3 separate regions of the Mus musculus genome follow, and regions 1 and 2 are each linked to region 3. Evidence: chromatin loops called from intact Hi-C (ENCODE). Cell type or tissue: left cerebral cortex. All regions are shown on one strand.

The links. A loop is a pair of places that touch in the nucleus more often than their neighbours do. Peaks named below come from ENCODE experiments on the same cell type or tissue, not always from the same donor. Only the 100,000 strongest peaks of a DNase experiment are listed, where the experiment ranks them.
Region 1: a loop joins it to region 3, with 4 times the contacts of the local background. A loop is called at or near these places in 3 of 42 quality-filtered maps.
Region 2: a loop joins it to region 3, with 7 times the contacts of the local background. A loop is called at or near these places in 13 of 42 quality-filtered maps.

The regions. Positions count from the first base shown.
Region 1 is chr19:4,477,315-4,479,814 of GRCm38, reverse strand. No RefSeq gene overlaps it. Among named protein-coding and RNA genes, the nearest start is that of Syt12, 1.4 kb to the right of the region's middle. In left cerebral cortex, a CTCF peak has its summit at 1,467 (motif pointing left); DNase peaks (open chromatin) are centred at 1,807 and 2,308; H3K4me3 peaks cover 334 bases; H3K27ac peaks cover 368 bases.
Region 2 is chr19:4,332,565-4,335,064 of GRCm38, reverse strand. All of the region lies in intron 12 of Kdm2a (lysine (K)-specific demethylase 2A), which reads left to right. Among named protein-coding and RNA genes, the nearest start is that of Grk2, 28 kb to the right of the region's middle. In left cerebral cortex, CTCF peaks have their summits at 1,036 and 1,781; DNase peaks (open chromatin) are centred at 1,043, 1,539 and 2,282; H3K4me3 peaks cover 1,918 bases; H3K27ac peaks cover 2,142 bases.
Region 3 is chr19:4,394,994-4,397,493 of GRCm38, reverse strand. Kdm2a (lysine (K)-specific demethylase 2A) reads left to right here and starts at 417. Exons shown (of 21, transcript NM_001001984.2): 1 at 417-1,183. 9430078G10Rik reads right to left here and starts at 1,610. Exons shown (of 3, transcript XM_030251152.1): 1 at 1,601-1,610; 2 at 44-1,164. The coding sequence starts at 1,610. In left cerebral cortex, no CTCF peak of the experiment used is centred here; DNase peaks (open chromatin) are centred at 91, 337 and 1,105; H3K4me3 peaks cover 2,500 bases; H3K27ac peaks cover 1,125 bases.

The DNA.
Region 1 (2,500 bases), 82 kb before region 3:
AACGTGAAGAGAAGGTAGCAGTGTCTCCTTGCTGCCGACTGTGTGCCTAGTTCATTCAATTTGCCTCTTGCCTGTGAGCTGTCCAATGGCTTCCTTTTCTTCCTGTGGATGAAGGAAGGCATTGAGTCAGGGTAGGAAATCCATTTACCTGGTGTGTAAATTCAAGTTCCAAGAGTCCAGAGAGTTTCTGGCCAGAGGTGGGTCACCTCTCTAAGGACCACAGGAGGAGACTGACTTCTGTTTCAGGTGTGTAGCCCTGTGGCTACACCAGGCTGCTGTTTTTACCAGAGCATATCATACATGTATGACATCATGGGGTTTCACATGCCCTGAGATCCAAGCTAGGAGCAGCACCCCAGAACCCTCTGTCTTAGGCCATCAATGTGTAAAAGAGACATGAGTCCGTGCTGAGTAGTGACATGTGCCCGTCATCCCAGAAGGCAGAAGCAGGAGCATCATGAGTTCAAGCCCAGCCTCAGCTGGGAGCCTGTCTTAATAAAAGGAAGGTAAGGGTCAGTGACATGGTTCAGTAGGTAAAGGGGCTTGCTGCCAAGCCTGATGACCTGAGTTTGAACTTAAAACTAACAGTAGAAAGAGGGAACCGGCCTCCACATTCATGCTGTAACACCCAAACACAGTAAATTAACATTTAATTTTTGTTTGTTTATTACTTTTAAATGTTAAGTTATATGTATGCCAGGTGTGGCGGTACATGTCTTTAGTCCCAGCACTCAGGAGGCAGAAACACAAGGACCTAGATGAGTTTGAAAACAGCCTGGTCTACATAGTGAGTTCCAGGCCATTTAGGGCTACATATTAAGATTACACACACACACACACACGCGCGCGCGCGCACACACACACACACACGCACACACACACAGATTAGAAAAAAAGGTTTTTCAAGACAGGCTTTCTCTGTGTAGCTCTGGCTGTCCTGGAACTCACTCTGTAGACCAGGATGGCCTCCAACTCAGAAATCCTCCTGCCACTCCCTCCGGAGTGCTGGGATTAAAGGCTTTCCCCACCACCACCCAGCTACATAAAGTAATTTTAAAAATTAAAAACGAGGGCTGGTGAGATGGCTCAGTGGGTAAGAGCACCCGACTGCTCTTCCAAAGGTCCGAAGTTCAAATCCCAGCAACCACATGGTGGCTCACAACCATCTGTAACGAGATCTGACTCCCTCTTCTGGAGTGTCTAAAGACAGCTACAGTATACTTACATATAATAAATAAATAAATCTTTAAAAAAAAAAAAAAAAGCGTGTGCCACCGCTGCCCAGGAAGCACTCTTAAAAAAAAAAAAAAAAAATTAAAAACGAAAATGGGTTCAGTCTTGCCAAAGCTATAAGTAGCCTTGAAGGTTAGTTAAATGGGAAATGGCACCAAATGTCCATGGTCCAATCCCTAGCTCCAAGACAGAACTCACTTCTTTTTCAGGTCCAGAAAATGATGGTGCCCCCTATAGGTGAGGGTGAAGTTGCAACCTCCCTTTGGTTTTCTGGACCAAGCTTGTCTGTCTGCTCTCCACACTACTCTCAGACAACCCAGCCTTTTGGTATTGGCTCTCCATGAGATTGTCAACTTCTCTCCCAGACTCCAGATCCTCCTGGAGGCCTAGTCAGGTGTCTTCCCAGCTCGCTGTTCTGGTCACTGTGTCCAGAACAGGTGCCCCGCCGCCCCCTCCTGAAGGGCAACACCCAGCCTCTCCTAATACCCGACTTATCTTCCTGCCAGACTGCGCGGGCAGGGAGGGGACCTGTCCCTTGTTCCCGGAAGATCGCCCACGCCTGGCACTGTGCCGAGAGCCTGGGTGAGAGCGTCATAAATATCTCCTGAATGATTCATTCATTCCTTGGAAGAGAAAGTATGACCCTTAAGAGGTTAAAAAAGAAAGTCAGGTGTGGTGGCACATGCCTTTAGTCCCAGCAATTGGGAGACAGAGGCTGATATCTCTGTGAGTTCGAGCAAGGCCAGCCTGATCTACTTAGTGATTTCCAGGACAGCTAGGGCTATAAAGTGATTCATTCTCCCATTCTCCCTCTCTCTCTCTCTAAAAAAAAAAAAAAAAAAAAAAAAAAAAAAAAAAAAAAAAAGACTTTGAAGTCATTTGGCCTTCATATCCACCCTGGGCCTTATCTCAAAAAAAATAAATAAATAAATGGAGTGGCCGCCGATGAGGTCATTGCAGAGATTACAAAAGATGATGTCGGTAAGTGACCTGGACTGGTATAGCGTACAATCACAACTCAATCATGGAAGGAAATATCAGCCATTCAGAGAAGGGAATACTGCTGGCTGCGCTGCTCGCTGGTCTGATTTTGTGAGTGTGTGTGTGTGTGTGTGACTCTCTTGAGTCCGTTTTACAGATAAAGAAACTGAGGCCTAGAAGGAGAACAACATAAAGGGAGTGGGGTGCGCCCCTGGTGAGCACAGGGTTCCCTACCCAACACATCCACAAGCCTGCGATCCCAGGGTCCAACTTGGCTGCCCCCCCC
Region 2 (2,500 bases), 62 kb after region 3:
GCTTCTCTTCCTATGCTGACACTCGTGTGTAGGCCTCTGGCCTAAGTGAAGCTCCCCTTTCTGCTGTAGCCCATGAGTAAGTGAGCACGTTTTGAGCTTCAGTCTGGCTCGAGGACCTCTAGACAGAATAGATGATGTGAAGTGTCAATAGGGTGAAGGGCTGTTTGCTTCATGGGGAATATCAATAACGTAGTCACACCTATATTTCCTGCACCTAAAAACTGAGACAGTAGGATTAAGAATGAGGCAGGCAAAGCTGATTTAGAAACAGAAATCTGGCAGAGTGGTGTCTGGAATGTGAGGCATTCTCTTGGGCAGAGGAGACTACTGCTGCTGGGAAGGAAGGCCTATTCCCTGACTCCCTGTATCTTGTATAGAGTCAAGAGGATCAAGTGTTCTGACCAGAGAAGCTTGATTTGTTCACAGTGGAGTTGCTAAAAGATTGCTGCAGATTGTGTAGAGTTAAAATATGCTGATGGTTCCCTGTCACAACCAAAAGTAGGCATGTACTGTATTTGTGGTTGATGGGAACAGCCATATTTTATCTTTGTGTAACCTGTAATACCATTTCTGAAGGTGTTGATATAAATACTTGCTGGTGGGATGGAGCTATGTGAGTGTGGACAGGTGTGAAACAGACAGTTAACTTAGGAAGGGCTGGGGGAAAGCAAGCTGCTGGCAGCTTCCTCCTCAAAGGCAGGACTCTTGTTGGGATCCCAGAGAGGAATGAAATCTGTGAACTGTCAGTGAGAGAGCTCTGGTTATAGCAATAAGTGACAACGAGTGGAATGGGATGAGGCTACTGTCAAGGTATCTAGGTATACATAGCCTGTGGATCGGGTTAAAGCCTTCCCTTCCACAGCCGCCTCCTGAAGTCTGCTGCCAAGAGCCCTCCCGGGGCTCGCCCTGGGTTCTCCTGTTGCAGTGTTGGAGCGAAGGATCTGGGGCTTTAGCTGGCCAAGCTCCCTCCCCCAGCTATGCTTCCTCCAATCACGAGGAGGTGAGCGGCTGCCAAACACCTCCCCTCTGGGTGCTGCAGCAGAACGGCCAGGCCCTCTGCCTGGCTGGCTCGCTCGAGCTGCGCTCCCCCTCCTGCCATCTTCCGTTGCAAAGCATTTCTGGGAGCTGCATGTGGGTGACGCAGCAGCATTGTTCGCAGGCACAGGAAGCCGCGGCTGAGCTGAAGGGCTTTAGAAGGAGCTCAGAGTGCTCCACGCTGTTCTGAGTAGCCTGACGGGCTATAGCAGGACTGCCCTACCTTACATGCTCTGGGAGATTCGGGATTTTCACGAAAATCAGGATTTTCCTAGAAGCAGAAAAGCTAACTCCTTCCGCACAACTTCAACACAGAAAACAAAACAAAGGCGCTGGGGAAACTTCACCCAAGAGCCTCCGCAGCTCCAGAGCAACAAGAAATGCAAGGTCAGGCGGTCGGTTGGCAAGCCTTTTCTGGTTTGGGGTGTGTATAACTGTAGAGACTTTGTCTCTAGCAGAAGGCAGAACTGCCTGCTGGGCAAGTCCAGGACAATGCGTGTGTTAGTTGTGTTTGAGCCGTTGTTAACACTTGTTCTCTAGCTGGTGGGATGTGCTTTGGAACTGGGGTGCTTGGCTTTGGGGAGTACTTACAGCTTGATCAGAGGGCCCTCCGTTCTCCTTCCCTTCTCTGTTCTCTGGGGTGTGGGCCTGTGTTTGAATGTTCTCCCAAAAGCCTGGAACCTAGATAGGCAGAGCCTTTCCGCACTCCACCCACCCCCACCCCCGCTCCCTGATCCTAAATCCCTACTGGTGAGTGGTGGTGGCTTTTTTATGATTTCTCCTAGGACCTCAGCTACAGTCTTGTCTTTTTTTTTTTTTTTCTTTTTTTTAATGAAACCATTGCGGACTTGGCCCCACCGAATTTAGGCTAGGAAGGAAATCTGCATTTCCCTCCACACCCACACACACCCCAGTAATTGAGTGGTGTGTGTGTTAACTGCCCCCACCCAGCGCAGCCCACAGTTTGTCTCTCTGCCCTTCTCTGTGCCCCCTACAAAAGTCTTGCAGGTGGAATTAAACTGTTCCAGTGAACTTAAGTTCCTTTTCTACTCTCTTAACCATAGGTCTTTCTGTGCAGTCTGCTTTGCTGAAAGTGGAAAGTCCCTGTTTGTGGACAGCTCAGTTCTCTCCCGCAGAGGAAATGGGCAGAGTCCTACTCCTCCCGTATGCAAAGTGGGGGAGGGGAGCCATGCACTCCTCGGTGCGCTTTTTGAATGGACCTGAATTTTTCACTCTAGAAAGATTAGGAGCTGAGACCAGAACCTTTTCCCATGTGGCACCACACCCAGCCTCTTCACCCCCACACAGTATGGTGCTAGCTTGAGGCTCTAGAATAGGGTGCCATAGCAACTTGAAGTAAATAAAATGACTGAAAATGAGATCGTTTGGGGGAAGGTGTGAGGCATCTGGAGTTTTGGTAAAAGGGGATCTTAATAGAGGACTTTTTCAGAATGTAAAGAGGTTT
Region 3 (2,500 bases):
GGTGTGGGGGAGAGAGAGAGCGCGCGCGGAGGAGGCTCGCGACTGGCGCGCAGGCGCAGGCACCCGGTCGAGCCGGCGACCTGAGAGGAGGCGGGCAGGGAGCGGGGGCGGTAGGCCGGCCAGAGGGCGTGCGGGCTGACGCGAGGGGGGGAGGGCGGGGAACCGCGTCGGCGTCGCGGGGCGCGGGCGATTCGAGGCCGACGCAATCGGCGCGTGCGCGCTCCGGCGGTGTGTCCGTGGTAGAGGGGGCGGGGTGGGGTGGGGGGAGTGACGCGTGCGCGTTCACGTGTGTCCCGGAGAGCGGTAAGACGCGCAGGGAGGCTCGAAAGAGGTGGGGGTGGAGAGGCGACGGGAGGGAGGGGGTGGTGGTGAAGAGAGGGCGCCTGCGCAGTGAGGCCGGAGGAGCTGTGTGTATGTGAGAATCTGACGGGTTCAAAATGGCGGCGGCTGCTTCAGCGGATCCTCCTGTGTGAGGGAAACAACACCCCTCCCCGGCAGCGGCGGCGGCGGCGGCGGCGGGCCGCAGAGCACCTTTCCAGTTCCCGGGCCCGTCGCGGTTGTTTCCCTCCCGGGCAGTGGGCTCTTCGCGTGGAAGGGCAACGTCAGGGGGCCCATCCCCCGGAGTCCCTCCTCTGCTACTGGGGAGTAGCTGGGGGTGTACGGGGGATCGTCCCGCAGCGCGGAGCCCCGGCTCAGGGGACGACGCAAAGGCAGCCGAAGGCCCCCGGTCAGGGCGCTTCGCTGCTCCCGCCCTCTCCGCCCCCCGGGGCCGGGGCCCGCGTTCCGGGGGGCCGGGCGGCGCGGGGAGCGTCGGCCGGGCGGGTCTCAGCTGATCGGCCGCGGTTCCTGGGCTTCGGTAGCGGCTGTGGCCGGCTGAGGGTACCGAGAGGAGGGTGTTTCCCGCGGCCCGGTTGACCCGGGTCTCGGGCTGGGGCTGCTGACCGCCAGCTTGGGGGAGTAGCCGAGTGGTCTTGCTTCCCTGACGCCTCGGACGCGGAGTCTGTAAAAGCCAGAAGAGGAGGTTTGATTCAGTAACTGTTTCCTCTTTTCCGGGTCGCTCTGACCCTTCTCTGGATACTGGGTTAATACACAGAAATACCGAAGACGACGTTTGGGATTTTATTTTGTCTGTGTTTGGAATTTTACTTCTCTCTTGGACAAGAACTCAAGAACAAAATCCTCGGTGAGATTTCCCCTCCCCCCTCCCCCGCCCTGGGAAGTTTGGTTCCCGGTCTTATCTAAAGACTTAATGTAAAGTTTTTATTTCTTTGCAAGGGGTGAGCCACAGAACGCCTTTTCCCTAGGGGAGCAGTCGAGGTTTACCGCTTTGCTGTCCGGCCCTGGGGTGCAGACTGTGTCCCTCGCGACCGAGGCCGAGGAGGGCAGTGCCACGAACTGCTCTCGCAAACTATGTCATCGGGTCCTCTGAAAGGATTTTGTTAACGTGGCCGTATTATATTTACAAGAGAGAAAAAAAACATTTGTATATCCAATTAGAAGCCATTATTCTGGAGAAAGATATTTAGAAAAACGAAAACCCTTGCTTGGTGTTGTGGATTGATTGACGTGCCAACCGGCCTTTATTTAATGGATGTTTCACCCGTATCCATATATCGAGACGTTTCATTTATTATTTACTCATCTAGATTAGATGGTATTTTTGCCTCCGTTTGCAACTCTCAAATTTGTTCTGTAGTTGTCCACCTTGAGGTGGATGGTAGTTTGGGGAAGGCAGTTCCTTACTAGAAGGATATGGGACATTGGTTTGAAGTCTTTCTGTAAAACCAAATTTTTCTTGCCCTCTTTTTTTTTTTTTTTAATGAAAGTAACCTCCCCGTTTTGCTTATAATTTGTTATTACCTGTTTGAGAACTCACTGGTTTAGGGTCTGGCTTAGTTTTGTGTGTACTTCACCTTCACCTGGCCATTCAGCACTTTAGAAATAAAAGTCCTTCCTGGGTTTGGTGCTGCACACCTTTGCCAGCACTGGGCAAGCAGAGGCAGTCGGGTCTCTTGTAAGTTGGAGGCAAGCCTGGTTGGTCTATGTTGTAGTTCCAAGACCACCAGGGCTATGTAGAGAGATCCTGTCTCAAAACAACAAAACTTAAACACACACACACACCAGCAAACATACAGAAGAAGAGAAGTAAAAGTCCTGAGCCTTTTCACCTGCATTATATCTGTGTAAGGGTCCCTTAGAACTGGAATCAGACAGTGACCTGCCATGTGGTTGTTGAGAATTGAACTCGGATCCTCTTGAAAAGCAGCAGTGCTGTTAAGCACTGAGCCATGTCTCCAGTCCCCTCTATCTATCTATCTCTTTATCTATCTATTGCTAATGTTAGCAGGAAGAATTTTGCTAGTTGCAATCCCATGAGCAGAAACAAATGATGTGGCTGGTCCTAAGGAACTGAAACCAAAGTCTCCTTTTGCTTAGGTCTTATTTTATAGTTGTGATGTGATTAATATTGACAAGACATGGCACCATTTGCCCAAGAGGA